Regions from separate parts of the Homo sapiens genome. Here region 1 is linked to region 2. Evidence: read pairs that join two places in POLR2A ChIA-PET (ENCODE). Cell type or tissue: Panc1. All regions are shown on one strand. Links, peaks and the distances in the headings refer to the core of each region. The heading gives the core; the rest is flanking DNA. Region 1 overlaps PRKCE (protein kinase C epsilon). Region 2 overlaps RHOQ (ras homolog family member Q).

Evidence for each region. Peaks named below come from ENCODE experiments on the same cell type or tissue, not always from the same donor. Only the 100,000 strongest peaks of a DNase experiment are listed, where the experiment ranks them.
Region 1: POLR2A ChIA-PET joins it to region 2 with 11 read pairs; 3 of 35 experiments call an interaction of 5 or more read pairs at or near these places.

What each region holds. Positions count from the first base shown.
Region 1 is chr2:46,034,768-46,043,294 of GRCh38, forward strand. All of the region lies in intron 10 of PRKCE (protein kinase C epsilon), which reads left to right. Among named protein-coding and RNA genes, the nearest start is that of EPAS1, 260 kb to the right of the region's middle. In Panc1, for the core only: no CTCF peak of the experiment used is centred there; no DNase peak of the experiment used is centred there; H3K27ac peaks cover 2,805 bases.
Region 2 is chr2:46,551,611-46,560,137 of GRCh38, forward strand. All of the region lies in intron 2 of RHOQ (ras homolog family member Q), which reads left to right. Among named protein-coding and RNA genes, the nearest start is that of ATP6V1E2, 13 kb to the left of the region's middle. RefSeq lists an enhancer at 6,378-6,427. In Panc1, for the core only: CTCF peaks have their summits at 3,580 (motif pointing left), 3,780 and 4,825; no DNase peak of the experiment used is centred there.

The DNA.
Region 1 (8,527 bases), core at 383-8,382, 520 kb before region 2:
GAGGCTTGTTGGGAAGATTAGAGATATTATTTCTGGCATAGTGCCATGCACGTATCAGAGGCCAAACAGTAGCCAGATTCATTACTGATGGTATGTTCTGAGGTTTGCACCTTTGCAAACCATTCTGAGACTGCTAGCTTGTTGGCATGCACTGCCTACACCTTAGAGTGATAGCCCTACTATGTGTGGTCTCTGTACATCTTGGTTCTGGGAAGGGGCTACAAATCTGGATTAGACCCAAAGAGTCCCTTCTCGAAAGCAGCCTGTGACCACATGGGTTGTACCTCTGAAGCTGAAGGTCTCACCCTTCCTCTTCCTTCAGACAGGGTCTCCTTTGCTCTGGCTCAGCAAAATCAGAATGACCCTTGATGTCAGGGCTTTCAAGCAGAGCACATTCCCAGCTTCCATCGTCCAGGTGTCCCCATACACCACAGGCCTGCCCATAGCTCATGACACCACACTTCAGGATTTCTTTGATACCTCTAGAGAAACATCAGAATTTTTGAAGCTGGCCTGAAAGGCCAGAGCCTTCTCTGTAGCCTGAAGGATCTGAACTCCTTTCTCATAGAGAAAACAAGGTCCAGGTCTCCTGTGTGAGCAAGAAGCACAAAAGGCCAGGGCTTTGCTTGACTAGACCATACCCCAGGGCAGGCTCTTTTGTGCAGATGCTAACTTGAAACAGGACACTTTGTCCTTCCCAGTCCCTGCCTGCTCCATCCCCACCTCATAACTCCCCTCTTTAGTCCAGGGGGTGCCCTCCCAGACTTAGGGAAGGAGTGTGTGAAATGAAAAACCATTAGAGGTCTCAGCTCAAGGAGGGAATAATATTGTTGTTCGTAAATGTCTGCTGAACATTTGTCATGTATTTGGCATATGCCATATATGTGCGTGTGTATATAGTAGATGGTAAGGTAAATATAAATTACTATATATGGTGTATATGGCACGTTATATATAGTAAGTGTATATACATAAACATAGCCTAACACCATGGAGGCAAACAAGTTATAACAGATATGCATTAATTTAACATCTGTTTATCTTATACCTGCTACATGCAAGGCACAGTCCTAAGTCCTTGAGATCCAGCAGAGAACAAAAGAGCTGGAAACCTGTCCTCATAGAGCTTCAAGTAGTGGCAGAAAGGCAATAACGGATTAAAAAATCCCTGATGTCAGGTGGTGATAACAAATGAGACTGCAAAGCAGGGGAAGGTGGAAGTGCTAGGGAAAAGGTGTTTGTTTGTTGTAATCCAGGGTGGTCTCTGATGAATTACAGTAACATTTAAGCAGAACATGAAAGAAGTGGAGGAGCCGGCCACTCATATGCCTGGGGGAGGAGTGTCCCTGGCAGATCGAGTGGCCCGTGCAAAAGTCCTGTGGCAGGAGTGTGTCTGGGACTTCTAAGGAGCAGTGATGCTCTGCTCATGGTTGGAGACAGAGGGAGTTAAGGGGAAAGTGGGATGAGGTGGGGTCAGAGCGAGAGCAGGCACTCACCTGACCATTCTAGAAAAGAAAGAATAACTAGGCCGGTGTGTGGTGGCTCATGCCTGTAATGCCAGCACTTTGGGAGGCTGAGGCAGGAGGATTGCATGAGGCCAGGAGTTCAAGAACACCCTGGGCCATATAGTGAGACCCCTATTTCCACACACACACAAAATTAATTAAAAAACATTAGCCAGGTATGGTGGTACATACCTGTGGTCCCAGCTACTTGAGAGGCTGAGGTGGGAGGGTCACTAGAGCCCAGGAGGTGGGGACTGCAGTGAGCCATGATCGCGCCACTGCACTCCAGCCTGGGCTACAGAGCAAGACCTTGTCTCAAAAATAAGCTTGGGTATCTGGACAAGGCAGGACATGGCAAGCACACACTAAGGAGCACAGAGCATCCATCTCAAAACTCTCAGAGGGGAGGGAGTGTCCTCTCTGGGCTGGGGTGGTCAAGGAAGGCCTCTTGCAAGAGGTAGGACTTGAGCTGATGAGAAGGACACTGCAAGCCCGGCGGACACTTGAGATGTTCCTGGTGGGAGAAAGGTGAACAAACCTCAGTGGAGAGTTTGTGTAGGGGCCTAGTGGAAGATAATGCAGAAGAGAGATGTCGGGGCTATGTGTAGAGGGCCTCAAGTGACAGAGAAAGTTGTAAAACCAGTGGAAGCCTGGCTGTCCCCCATCCTCTTCTCCCAGTCAGCTACCTTGGCCCAGGCCCTGGTAGATGCTGACTCTCAGAAGCTCCCAGCAGCTGCCAGGACGGACCCTCCTCCTCGCCTGCCTTCCCACAGCTGGCGTCCAGGACACTTGGGTTCAGCCCCTTCATTTGCTGACTCAGATTTTCCTGTACCCATTCCAGTGATGACTATCACTCTGCCAGGGCCCCCTCCCAGCCACAGACACCCTCCCCAGACATAAGTCTCTGCGGTCTGCAGGAATTCTCTTTCCGCCTTTCTGGAACCACTGGAATCCCACAGACTGGGGTGGACAGCTATTCTTATGAAAAGTGTGGCTCCATTTCTGGACTAAACAGGCGTACTGGCGCTGAAGATAAGGATCCCAAACTCCAAGTCAGGCCTATCTGCAAGCAAAGTCTCAGCCTCGCTCACCTCTTCCCTTCTTCCATCAGTCATTAGCCCTGTGTGAGAAAGCAGGGGTGCATTGTTACCATATGACATGGCAAAAAGGGATTACCTGCTAATGCCATTTGGTTTAGTGATGCCTTGTTACATAAACTACTCTGGAGGAGTTCAAATATCCCTCAGGCGAACGCTTCCATCCCCAGGTTGGTAACACTATAGCTGAGTATTGTTTTATTTGCCATTTTTCAAAAGAGGGAGAAACATACCCAAGCCATTATCCAGCCTACCAATAATACATTTCAAGAAAACAACCGCAACTCCCAATCCTTTCTTCTGAGGGCAGGATGTTGTAGGGCTATTGTTCCTTCTCAGGCCACTCTTCAACCTACAGAAACTGGTCTGGGCTACAGTCAGATTACAGGGGGTATCAGGAGGCCTTTGAGAGTCAGGAAGAAAGTCTTACAGACAGAAGCCCAGCTCTAGCAAAGAGGGAAAGATCACTGCCTTTGAAGCTGGATACATATGTGGCCTTTAATTTGAGTGCTGGTTGGTTGTCGTTGGGCAAATGACTGAAACTCCTTGATGCTTATTTTCTTTATCTTAAAAACATAAAAAATAAATGAGGATAAGATGATGATGACCATCATAGGGTTGTTTTAACGCTGGGATGCAGTGATGTGTGTGCAAGCTCCTGGCACAGCAACTTAATACCAGTCTCCTCTGTCCTGTCTTGCATCTGCTGAGGATGAAGAAGGAGAGCAGTTGAGTGTGGCCCTGCCTGGCTGGGGGCCCTTCCTCTATAGTTATCTTCTTTATAAGCCATTTATAGTCTTGGTATAATTTTAAGGAAAAAAAATCAAGGCGCTACTTTGCATTTAAAATTCATTTTTGAAACATACTGGCAGCAAACGCCACACTATTGCAGTTAGGGAAGACAGGAGAGCAAATGTCAGGTCTTGGCAAAGTGGGGTGGGGAATTTTTTGAGTGTGACATTTGAATAAAGAAATCTAAACTAGGAAAAAAAAAAGTTTTCCCCGATCTTATCATGGTACAATGAAGAGTTGTATAAAAACTGTTTGTCCCTGCTGCATGTTTACTTACCCATGGGCAGGATATCTCACGGGCCAAAAGTTCAAACTACTGCTAGCTCCCAAGCAATGTGTGAACTTAAAATGAACTGGCTTCAGAAGAGGCTCGAAAAATGATTTGATCCACAAAGGTTCTCACCTCCCAAATGTTCTACCAATACTTGTCATGGTCTTTGGTGTAGTATTAAATATATACAATGATGGAATTAAGGCATAGTAACAACTTCACACACACACACACACACACACACACACACACACACACACACACACACACATTTTCCAGATATTTCCTTGCGAATGACCATCTTATTCCATTACATCAAGCATCTAGGCTTAGCCATGCTTTATAATGATAAAACGGAGCTCTTCTACCAACTCCAAACAGAGGAATGACAGAAGATTTAGCATGTTTTTCTTAATGTTGATTGAGTTTTCCTACTTATTGCTGTAGCAACTATGAACATCTTCAGGTTGGGAATCAGACCTTACCAATAAACATTTGAAGCGCCAATATAGTTCCTGGCTGAAAATGTCTTTTAGATGTAATTTATCTAGTTCCTTAGGTATCTGAGATACTGTTAAAATGCAATTTAGCGTGGTAGTAAGAATACGGCTTTAATGGCTAACGTAGTTGAGACCCCACCTCTGCTCAAACTAGCTGGGCAATTTTGGTCAATCTACTTCTCTGTGTTTCGGATTCTTGATCTGCAAAATAAGATAATAGTAATGAATAGACTAATTTTCAGGATTAAATGAGTGGATGCAATGTTAAGTCCTTTACATGACACACATGATTTGCTATGCTTTTAATTATGATTCTCTTCAGGTTTACCATCTCTTGCTCACCTGCTTCCCACCCAGTTTCTCTGTCTCTCTCACATCTTCCTCCAGTGAGAGCATTCGTTCCAGGGAGCTTGGAAGCCAGCTGTCAGTTCTCTGCCATAATCTTTTCACAATGGCATTTGACCCATTGGGGTTTCAGATCTCCATATGTATATTCCAAAACATTATTGCTCAATGAGCCTCCACTGAGGCCTGTTCTTCTAACCCTACTGACCATGATTTTTTAGCTGTATTCGTGGGGTTTTTTTGTTGTTGTTTTTTTGTTTGTTTGTTTTAGTAGAGGGGGAGGGGAGAGGGAAGGGAAGAGGGAGTCTGGTTCATGTTATTAAAAAAAAAATTAAATTTTGCTCCCAGGGTCTAAGTTAGATCTTTGGGTTGGCTCAGCCTTCCTCTTCCAGAAGCCTACTCTGGCTAATGTCCTCTAAAGTGTTTTTCCTGTTGTTTATTCCAGAAATAGTTCAGGATGACGATATTGACATTTGGGCTAAGGCATATACGAGGCTCTTCAATTAGACACAGGCTCAGCCTCTCATTTGCTCAGTGGCTCATATTCTCCACTGATCCAGGAGGGGGATATTTGGGTTCACACCACAGTCTGCCCTCAGTGGGGTTATTTGTGGGTCTCCGCACCATCCTAGATTTATTTCTCTGCTACTGGGATGGATTGTGGTTGTGCTTGTGGGCTGCCATGCTTGCAAGCCTGTGCTGTTTCTGGAGTTGCCATTTTTACCTACTGAGGGGAGGACATTTAATTTGAGTAAATATGTTAGAAAACTTGTTTCACAACCTGGTCAACACACCCATTAACCATGGCTGGAAGTTTCCTGAAGGCAGGGCCTGTTTGCCTCTCTGAATACACACAGTGTTTAGACACAGAACTGAACACAATGTCTGGCTCTCATGGTAGGTGCCTAGGGGATGTTAACTAAATTGAACTGAACTAGGCCTCAAAGGATGAGTAGGATTTTAGCTGGTAGAGCTGGAGAGCTAGGGGCATTCCAGGGAGAGGATCCACACAAAAGAGGAGACGAGTGGAAAGCAGGAATTGTGAAGGGTGAACAGCAATTAGACCGTAATCTGGTTACACTGGAGGGTACTTGGAGGACAGACAGATGGCAGAGCACCGTGAATACCTTAGGATAGTGTTGTCTACCTTGGCTTCAGCTTAGGATCACCTGGACTCCTTTAAAAACATACTACCTCCTGGCTCACCCCAGTTCAACTGAAATTGAATCTTCATGGTGGGGCCTGGGGGAGCACTCTGGGGAAGGGTTGAGAGCCACTGTCTAGGACTTCCAGGGACACTTAACAGGATGTAGGGAGAGCCCCACACCAGAAGACCTCTTGTACTGTAGATTGCTAACAATCTTGAGAAAATGGCAAAATCTGCCTTTAAGTCTTCTGAGCTAGAGTTTAGAATTTTAGAGTAAAACTAGAAAGAATTGGGTAATGATGGAAAGAGATCTGTTTATGACACAGAGTTAACAGACAGGACTAGTAACAATCTGAGCAGGCAGTGCTAAAGACTTACTAAGATTTCATCTCCCTCCCTTTCCCTTAATTCTAACTAACCTTTGTACTCTGAAAATCGCTGATTTCCAAAAAGCTGGCAAACTGACGAATCTCAGTTTTAAATGTAGTTCGGACTTTACCCTCTATCTAGGTCACAGCTAAAGCTGCCATATGTACCAGGAATGAGAACTTTGTAAGTTAATCAGGGCACGGTTTATATTTCCAGCATTCAAAATAAATCATTCCGTTTGCCTGTCATATTCTGACTTTTTGAAAATCATTTCTATCTGTGAGTAGGTGGCACGAGGTATTCATTTCATAAGTAGGTTTGGATTCGGCAGGTCTTCAAGTTCACAGCAGGGATGCAGTCTCCAGTTTTTCTCATATTTGTACCAGTTGTTAAGCCATAGGTTTTAAACTAACAAATGATTACCCTTGATCTTAAGAGTACTGGGTATACCCAAGTCCAAAATCAGAATTTTAAAGCAATATTAAAACAAAACAAAATCCCTTTTCATGTAATGATTGGCTCATTGGTTTTTCCTTCCATAAGTCAATATCTGATGCTTTGATTTTCTTAAGTCATGTATATTTATAGAGCCACATACACCTGTTAGACACACATTGAGTTTTCAAGAGAGAAAAACACACTTGCATATGTTTCCCTGCCCTAACTCAGTTCACATCCAGACTGGCTTCTAGAAGAAAGGAAATTTATAGTGTGGAAAGTTGCAGCATTTGCAGGAACTATGGGAATCTCAGCACATAGTCTTAGATAAATTTTACAAGTATTGGCCCAAGTAACCCACAAGGCAGTGATCTGGATCTGTTTACCAAGTTAACTGCCAAGTCACAAATAATAGCTTTTTCCCTTAACTTGGAATGAACAACATAGTACTGAAGTGTTTCCTTGTGAATACCTCTCCATATGCGTCATGACAAAATACTGTATAGATCAGTTTACATTAGATTGTTTAATTAAATTTAAAATTCTTTAAGCTGGAGGAATTTGCCCTAAAACTGTTCTGCACGGCCAACAATTTGATGTTGAAAAAACCAGCCTCCATGTTAACATGTCGGCTTGAATACTCTTATTTTCCACACTGGAAACTTACCATGAGCAATTCTTTTCAGAGGTTAGCTTTTAGTTATCAAAATGGGTGATGTCTATATCAAAGATTGTAATATAATTTGAGGTGGCAGTCCCCCTTCCAGGAATCCCATTTTATGGTTTGATTGTGTTTCTCAATATATGATCTGTAGCTGAACTCCAAATACTGACTACTGGGATTACCAGCCAAGTTAATATTAACATTATTGAAAAGAGTCGGTTAATGTGAAAAGGAAAAGTCAAAGGTGTTAAATTAGCAGTTTGTTAGGGAGCAGTACTTGCTGGTCTTTGGAGTGTGTGAATTTCATCAATTCTTCTGGCTGAGACAGGGAGTAACATCCACAGCTGACACACAGTCTGTCTGGGTGAGTTCTCCCCTCCTGTTCACTCTTTCCCCCAGCGTCCTAGTCTCAGAATGTTGCCACTTTTTATTCTTGTTGAACAGGTGAGGAAAGTAGTTTCTCCTGTTTGCTTATTGCCTGGGTCAGTTGGAGTTTTTCACAAGGAGCATTGGTAAGAAAAGAAAACAAACAAAAGTAAACAGGAGAGGTTAGAGTCCAAGATTCTGTTCCGAATTTCAATCAGGACTAGCCACAGGGTAAATTGGCCAGCAGGGCTTAAGAGGTACTTGCGCCAGCCTGCAGTTCTCTCTCTTTGCCTCTGGAAAAGCATGGCCGAGACCTGCTTTTAAAGCCCATCAGATAAACCCCTCTTGGTCCTTCTACTTAATTTCAACTAATGGCATGAGCCCTGAGTGGTATTCTCTTAAGTAACTAATGGGAGAAGAAATGTCTCCCTGGAGGCTTCTTCCATGTTACAAAACACCAGAGGCGAAGGGTGGGTGCACACTCTCAAAAGCTCAGCTAGAGACCCCCACCTAGTTCTTCCTGGCTAATCAGGAATGGTAACTCCAGCCTGACTGTGGGCTTCTTCCCAGCATCCTTGTTCACAGGCACCTCCCTGGTCAGGGTTTTGATTGCCACGCAATGTTCTTGTTTGGTGTAGCATTTTTACTAGAAGAAGAAAGTTTCAGAAACCACATTGGCCTCTGTGTAGCTCCCGTCTTTCTAAACCCTTCTAGAATTGTGGTAGTTTCCTGAGGGACCCTCTTTGTTTTGTTTTGTAACTTCATTCTACACTCACAAGGCAACTTCCCATCCAAATTAAACATTTGAAGTGGGAAAACTTTGTAGGGCCTTCAGAAAAACAGTTTTTTTTTTTCAAGGTGTTCTGTAAATATGGGATTATTACCGATCCTTGTGCCAAAGTCATGTTAAATAAAACAGTTTCAGATATGTACTTCTGACCCAAAGCCCTCTTTCATCACAATTAGGTCCTTAATCTGTTCTAGGAGTATTGCCATAATATTATCACTCTAATTACAGCCCCTAAAAATGTGA
Region 2 (8,527 bases), core at 420-8,419:
CTGGTGCTGTGTTGCTGGTTGATTTTAATAGAAAGAAAAGAATGTGGGGAAAGGGGTCTTTATTGCTGTCTCTGTTCCTTTTTGAGTGAATGGTGAGAGCACTGAAGCAGCCGCCTCTCCAGATCCCTAGATTTTCCTGCTCTACTCAGGCTCAGGGTAGACTGAGGGGCTTAAAAGTGGCAGGCTCATCATCAAATGACATTTTTACAGCACATAAAGCATGTCGCACCTGGTACCGCCTTGAGTTCCCTCACCTGCTCTGTGAGTAAAGGAAGCCAGTGGTGGCTGTCTCATTTTGCAGATCTGGGGAGGTTAAATGACTCGCTCCAGGCCACACGGTTGGTAAAAGGCAAAGCCGAGATCACCAGGCAGGCTGTCGGACTTTAAGCCCTGGGTTCTTGATGTTAAGTCACTCTCCCTAATCATCTGGCCCATGTTAAATGCCTCTTTTATCACATGCACTGTTGTTCAGCGTTTCATGTAAAAGGTACATTCCAAGCGTATCGCTTTTCTAGCTAGAAGAGATGGTGGAACATTGTGTATAGGTGGAACACGTAGGGACGGCTGCTAAAACGGCTCCTACAAAGACTTCTGCCCCACGTGACGTTACGGGTGTTTTGTCACTTTGTCCCTAAACCACCATGCTTCCTCAAAAAGGAGCAGGCCCGAGGTGGCGCTGATGGCCCCATTGCTCAAGTACGTGTGGAAGAAGCTCATGCCATTTGCCTAAAGCTGTGGCCCCTTCCCAGAAGAGAGGGACAGGGAAATGCTGTTTGGGGGGCTGCCAGGCGGGCCAGCTTTAGCCTGCAAATGACGGGTGTCGTTTGTGTCCCATGGGGGCTACCTCAGGCCTTTCCTTTCTCCCTTCAAGGATTTTCTTATTCAGGGGAAGCCTACCTCTGCAAAACTGTTTGTCCCTCCTTCATCTGAATATTCTCTAAATATGGCGCAAAACTTCCTCTGCCACCTGCTGCTCATATTGTTTGCCCTCTTGGGCCATCCCCATTGCCACCACCTCTGCATGGGCTCCCAAATCCTGCCTGGCTGCTTCCTGTGGTGGCTGGCAAGCCTAGAAGAGAACATTCATCCAGTCAGTCAACATACATTTCCTGAGCACCAGATCTGGGCCAGGGGCAGGTGTTAGAAGATCTGTCAGGCACAGGCCTGGCCCCCAGAGGCACAGTGTTTTGAAGGGTAGGTCAACCATGAGTGGTGGGAGGGCAGTGGGGCCTATTTATTGGGGGCACAGAGGAGGAAGGCTTATCCTTCCAAGGAGGTGAAATGCTAGTAAGAGTTAAGTTGAGTAAGGTTGTTTCCACGAAAGTTGTTTTTTAGCTGGAGAAAGTGATCAGTTTGGATTCTTACACGTACTAGATGCTCAGCGAGGCCTTGAATGGTGGCACTGGTTCTCAAAGTGTGATCCTCAAACCAACATGGATTTCCTGGGAACTTGTTAGACATCCAAATTCTTAGGCTCTATCCCAAATCCTCTGAATGAAAAACTAAGAAATCTCTTTTATAAAAGCCCTTCAGGTGATTGTGACGCAGGCTAAACTTTCAGAGTCACTGAATTAATGACTGTGCACTTCTGTACCTGCTCTTTGCAACCCATCTCCACCCCCTGCCCCCTCCCTCCCTACCACATCCACCGCTGTCTTACATACACACTGTCCCTGGAGTGCAGAGAACATGACTTATTTTATTCTTTTTTTTATTTTTTCAATTTTTAAAAAAATGTTGTGGGTGTATAGTAGGCGTAAACATTTGTGGGGCACATGAAATGTTTAGATACAGGCATGCAATGTGAAATAAGCACATCATGGAGAATAGGGTATCCATCCCCTCAAGCAGTTACTCTTTGTGCTACAAACAATCCAATTACAGTCTTTGAGTTATTTTTAAATGTACAGTTGCATTATTATTGACTATAGTCACCCTGTTGTGCCATCAAATAGTGTCATGTCTTTTTCGAACTTTTTTTTTTTTTTGAGACAGAGTCTCGCTCTATCGCCCAGGCTGGAGTGCAGTGGCACGGTCTTGGCTCACTCAACCTCCACCTCCTGGGTTCAAGCAATTCTCCTGTCTCAGCCTCCCAAGTAGCTGGGACTACAGGTGCCCGCCACCATGCCCAGCTAATTTTGGTATTTTAGTAGAGACAGGGTTTCACCATATTGGCCAGGCTGGTCCCGAACTTCTGACCTTGTGATCCGCCCACTTCAGCCTCCCAAAGTGCTGGGATTACAGGCGTGAGCCACCGTGCCTGGCCCTAACTATTTTTTTGTACCCATTAACCATCCCTACCTCCCGCCAAACCCCCAACTACACATCCCAGCCTCTGGTACCCATCCTTCTACTCCCTATGTCCATGAGTTCAATTGTTTTGATTTTTAAGATCCTACAAATAAGTGAGAATACGTGATGTTTGTCTTTCTGTTGCTGGCTTATTTTACTTAATCATCTCCAGTTCTATCCATGTTGTTGCAAATGACAGGATCTCATTGTGTGTGTGTGTTTTTTTTTTTTAATTTATAAATTTTTAAACCCCCAGCCCCACAAAACACACCCCCATATACCCTCATTTCTAGTTCTTTACACATGGTTGAGATTATCCGTAATTACTGGAATGAATTGAATGATTCAGCCATGGGTGCTCCCTATCCAGTTCACCTGGTGGAGAAGGGCCGCAGTGCTATCAGGAGAAAAAAAATGGAAGCAGAATTTTTTGTGGGGTGCCTTGGCTCCATTAGTGTGCTATGTGGCCTAGGGCTGTGCGCCCAGTAGGCTCTGCAGGTATTTCTTGATGCGGCCTAAACACCAAGCTATTTCTCTCCCGCATATTAAGGGGCTCGATAGACAGGACGCCTGGACAGGGCTCTGTTCATTGTGGCTGAGGTTAGCACTCCTCTGGGTGGTGACAGACCCTGTCCCTGAGAAGGATGGCAGCTTGGTTTGTGCTAAATTAGTTCCAAAGCATCAGATGGGCAATGACGTCCTTTCTGTGTTAACATTCCCCAGGCGGGTCACAAGGAGTGGCTGAAGGGAGAGGAAGGGCTGTGTTACTCAAACACCCATCTTGCCAGTAATTACTTCTTTCCTGGCTGACCTCTGCTTTCTGTGCAAGTGTTCTCCCCTCCCTTTATTCTCCTGCGCCTGCTCTTTTACATTTTTTTCTTTCTTTCTTTTTTTTTTTTTTTCAAATTTGTTCCAATCTAGAAAACCCATCCTCTTTCAAATGGCATAATGGTTGGGATTATAAATGAGTTGGCTCAAAGTGTGCCCCCTCTAGGAGCAGCCACTGAGAGAGCATTTAATTTTGAGCATCCAGTTCAATTAAAATTCCATTTAATCCAGCTTACTTTTCACAGAGTTGTCTTCCCCAGTGAGCTGATTACCTGGAGGTGTTTCCACCAGCCTCCTTGGCCCTGGAGGAATGGGGAAGGGACTGGACACGAGGAGGGACAGAGCAGGCAGATGGGGGCTCTGCTTCCTTCGGACAGGGACTTCGTCCAACAGGCGAGAGCTTTGGGTATTCATCCACTGCAGAAAGTGAGAAGTCCAACTGAGGCTGAGGCACCCCATGACCTCCTCACCTCTGACTCCGGCCCTCTAGTGGTCGAGTCCCTCCTTAGAATTTCCACTAAGTGAATTGTCTCCAGGCTGCACTCTAGCATTTGGTTTTATTCATGTGTAAATCTTTGCTCCCCATGCAGATTGTAAACTCTTCCCCTTGCCGTCCCTGCAGGACTGCACGTAGCACATAGCACTTTGCACAAGTGTTGGGGGCCCCAGTAGGAACTAGGTGTGTGTTAAATTTAGGGGAGTCTGGTGGTAAGATTATTATGGAAAGAACCTTTCCCATCACTTTATATCATATCCATATTGGCTTTCCTATCAGCTCATTTGAGAGGAAATTCTGACCTGTCTGGACATTATTGAGTGGCTTTAAAGCAGGTTATAGGTGGCGATTTGAATACATTGACCATTTAAGCAAAGTGGGACTCATTTCTGGACTCACAGAGCTCATTAAGCAGACAGGCTGCCAGGTCTGTTTGGATGAAATACTGGCTATGCGCATGTACTGTTCTCCAGCAAGTCTAGACCTGTAGGAGTCCTTCACTGGGCTTTATGTCAGGTGTGCTTCCAGAGTGGCCTGTGGCCCTCTGTGATAAGTCGGTAGGAGGGGGACATGGTGAGGATGCTGACCTGCTCACTTGTGTCTTGACTGGGAGACCGGAATGCCTCCTGTTGTCTGAACAAGCTAGTATGGAAGTAGCATCTAGGCAAGCTGGTGTTAAGACGCAAGTAATTACTCAGAGAAATTGCTGGTGTGTCAAACTGCTTGATATGTAAGTTTCCTCCTCTTTCCTTTGTTTTATTTTTTGAGGCATAATTCAGAGAACACTTTCATCACCCCAGAACGAAACCCCATACCCACCGACAGTCACTCCCCACCATTCCTCCTCCCCCGTCTCCTGGCAACCACTAATCTGTCTTTCTGTTTCTATGGATTTACCTATTCTGGACATTTCATATTAATGGAATCCTGCAATGTTTGCCCTTTGTGTCTGGCTTCTTTCACTTAGCATAACGTTTTCTAAGGTTCATCCATGTTGTAGAAGGTATCAACATTCCATTCCTTTTTATGGCTCTGTGATCTTTCTCTTTCCATTTTATTCCTGCCCCCGCTCTTTTTCAGTTGTTCTTCCATGGCCATTCTTTCCCGGGCTCTGGGGACTATTTTCAGGGTTTCAAGGTACAAAGTGAAGTTCTGCTAGTTGTGCACTTGTGGTGCTGCCTTCGCCCCTGGCTCAGGTAGAGGCGAGGGCTGATCTCTTCTCTACCCTTCTGATATTCTTTTTCTTAAAAAATTTTTTTAATTTTTTTTTTTTTGTTCCTTTTAATGCTTGGGTCTGGACCTTCCAGTGTTCTTGTTTTCTCTGTGCCTCTGTTCATATACTCTCCCACCCCAACCACACCCTAATAGCTTTATTTATCAAACATATAAATATCCATTAAACATAAGAGTGAGGTGAGGAACACAAAATTCCATCCGATCGGGTTCTTCCCCCGTAGGAGTTTACAGTCCAGTTGGAAGATGAATAGAGCTGGCCAGAATGCAAGTAGAAAATGGGATGTGCATATAAATCATGAAATGTGAGTGAGGAGTGTTAGAAAGGTGCCCAACTACCCGGCTGTTTGACCTGAGCTTCCCAGATAGGCAAGGTTTCTGTGGGGCCGTTTAGATTCAGAAACAATTTTATTGGGGCTTTCAAGGACCATCAGGTACATGGGTCTGATTTATGTTAACTCGTAAGAGATCAGCCTATAAATGAGGTTGCCAAAGAGTTAATCTACCATGTAGCCCCAGTGGAAAAATGGACAAGACATAAACCAATAGCTCACAAGAGAAGAAAAACAAATAGCCAATGAAAACACACTCTGTAAAGACATGTGAATAAAAACTTTGTTTTTCAACCTATCAAGTTGAAAAGGAGAAAGGAAAGTAAATACTCTCTGCCCCATTTTTGGGAATGAAAACTGAAACAACCAGTTTGGAGGTTAATTTGCCAAAGACTCTTTGGTTTGCAGTGATCTGATTTTATGAATTTATGCCTAGAAAACATTCAGTGTACCCAGAGATTTACATAAAATGATATTCTTCACAATGTTATTTATAATAGTGATAAATTATAAACACATTGATGCATAGTAAAAAGGGAGTTGCTAAATCACAGAATGATTTATATTAGAATAATCACAGCCATTAAAAACTGCCTTCAACAAATATTTAAAGAAATGTGAAAAGGCTAATGATGTGTTAAGTGTGAAAAAGCAGGAATCAAAACCATATATATATGTATAGTATGATTAAAACTTTAAAGAAAATGCACATGTATAATATGCAGAGGAAAAATCAGAACAAAATAGTCAAAATGTTAAAGTGGTTGGTTCTAGGTGGTGACCATGAATAATTTTAGAAATTTACTTCTTTATACTTTATTGTGTTCCCTAATTTTTTTAAAAAAACTCATTTTTATCAAACTTCTATATGCAGATGGTTTAAAGAGTCAGCAGTTCTGGAAGGAGTTATTATGAAGAAATAAAATATTCCTCTTTACTTCTCCTGCAGAAAAGACATTTCCCACTACCCTGAGACAACCACTTTCAACTCTGCTGTTTATTTTGATAACAAATATTCTCTGTTGAATTCACATGATGACTGATGAGGCCTGAGCTCCCTTTCACACATATCTTCCACTTCCTATCCACCTTTCTGTAGGAGCTATATTGTAATTTCAGTTTGACCACTGATCAGTGTTTATATTTTTATGACTATTCACAGCTGAGCCATGTAGTGTACTATGATTATATTTTTTTTCTTGTACCACTTTCTGTTTCTCAAGTGAACAATTATCTTGTTGCTTCTCTTACTTGGTTTTCACTGTATGTCTCAGCTATTTCATGCAAAATTCACCCTCCCATGCAGCAAGTCATATCAAGTATTCTGTCAGTTTCTTCTTTTGCAGCCATCCCTCCTGCACCTTCTAACCTGCTGTAGCTGGGCTGGTGCCTCTTGCCTGCTGCACAGCTGTTATCCTGGGATTTCCCTTCAGGTTTATTAGGATTCTCTTTGCCTCTATCTCTTGTATTAGATCCCTGTTTCCAGGATCTCAGGTCTTACTGGTTTATTTCCTCACTTTGGTGGAATGTATATTTTATTAGTTTCCTGAGAAAAGAGTCATTGTAGGCAACTTTTGGGATACCTAGTATGTTTGAAAATGTTTTTATTCCTTCATACCGGACTGATACTTTGAAAATAGATTATATTTTTTCTCCCTTTGGAATTTTTAAGGCATTGTCCCATTGTCTTTCAGCTTCTATTTAAGTTGTTTAGAAGTCCCCTGCCAACCTGATCCCTGATCCATTGTCAGGAACCCATTTTTCCTCTCTGAAACTTAGGATCTGCCATTTTAACCTCCTGAAATTTCACAATCATAGGCTTTGGGGTAGGGCCTGGCTGGGTACCCACAATCTGGAAACTCATATCTTCCAGTTCTAACAAATTTTCCTGGATTATTTCTTTGGTTTATTTAGTTTCAGTCAGTCTCTTTTGTTACCCTGGAACTTCCACTATTCAGATGCTGGAGTTGCTGGAATGATCCTCTAATTATCTTACATTTCCTTTCTGTCTTTTTTCTTTATTTTGGGGAGAAATAGAAACTTCCTCAAGTTTATCATCTACCCCTTCTATTCTGTTTTTGAAATGTGATTCTATTTTTAAAGTGCCTTTTCCTGTTGTCTGGATGTTCTTTTTTTCTTTAGCATCTTCTAAGCGGTTTAGGTTTTGTTTTGTTTTGTTTGAGACAGGCTCTCACTCTGTTGCCCAGGCTGGAGTGCAGTGGTGTGATCTAGGCTCACTGCAACCTCCACCTCCCAGGTTCAAGTGATCCTCCCACCTCAGCTTCCTGAGTAGTTGGGACTATAGCTGCATGCCACCACTTCTGGCTAGTTTTTTGTTTGTTTGTTTCTTTGGTTTCTTTTTGTTGTTGTTGTTGTTGTTGTTTGGTAGAGAGGAAGTTTTGCCATGTTGTCCAAGCTGGTCTTGAACTCCTGTGCTCAAGTGATCCACCTGCCTCGGCCTCTCAAAGTTTTGGAATTATAGGCATGAGCCACTGTACCTGTCTAGTTTGTTTTTTGATGGTATATCATCTCTGATTTCTCTGAGGATATTAATGATAGTGTTTCAAATTTTTTGTCTCTCTGTGTAATCTCTAATTTTGATCTCTTTCAGGTAGTTCCTCAAATGTCTATCTGTGTTTACAAGAGTGGCATTGAGCACATGAGAAAGCATGTATGGGCAGGGCTGGTTGACTCTGAGCTTCCCTGTTGGTCAGGGTTTCTCAGCTTCAGTACTGTTGACATTGAAGGCTGGATTGTTTGTTGTGGGGGGGCTGTCTTGTGCACTGTAGGTTGTTTAGCAGCATCCCCAGCCTTTTCCCCCTAGATGCCAGCAGCATCCCTCCTCCATTGATGGCAAACAGAAATGTCTCCAGATATTGCCAGATGTTCTCCTGGGGCAACACCAGTCCTCACTTACCCCACCCCCAGTTGAGAACCACTGTTGTAGGGTGATCTGTTGGGGTCTTTTTATTGGGGAACCTGTAGGGTTAGTAGGTATTGGTCTTCCCCCTTGGGCTAGTCATATAAACCAGGAAAGAATCTTCTACTCTTCTGCCCGAGGGATTCATCCTGGGAGGCGAGTGAAAGAAGCAGAGTGTTGGAGGGGGGTCTCAATTTTCTTTGTACCGTGGCCTTGTGTGCTTCGACTGGGCCTGGTGTCTCCCATTCGGGAAGCCTAGTTCTGCCCTTACCAGAGAATAAGTATCATCTGCCTTTCACCAGGATTGGGGAGCATTTATCATGATAGGGAAGGGGAAAAGGTATTAAAAAGCAAACTCGTTCCACCCTCTTGCTTGTGGCTCCGCGTTCAGTCCAGCTGCAGAAGCAGGCGCTCTTCTGGTTCCCA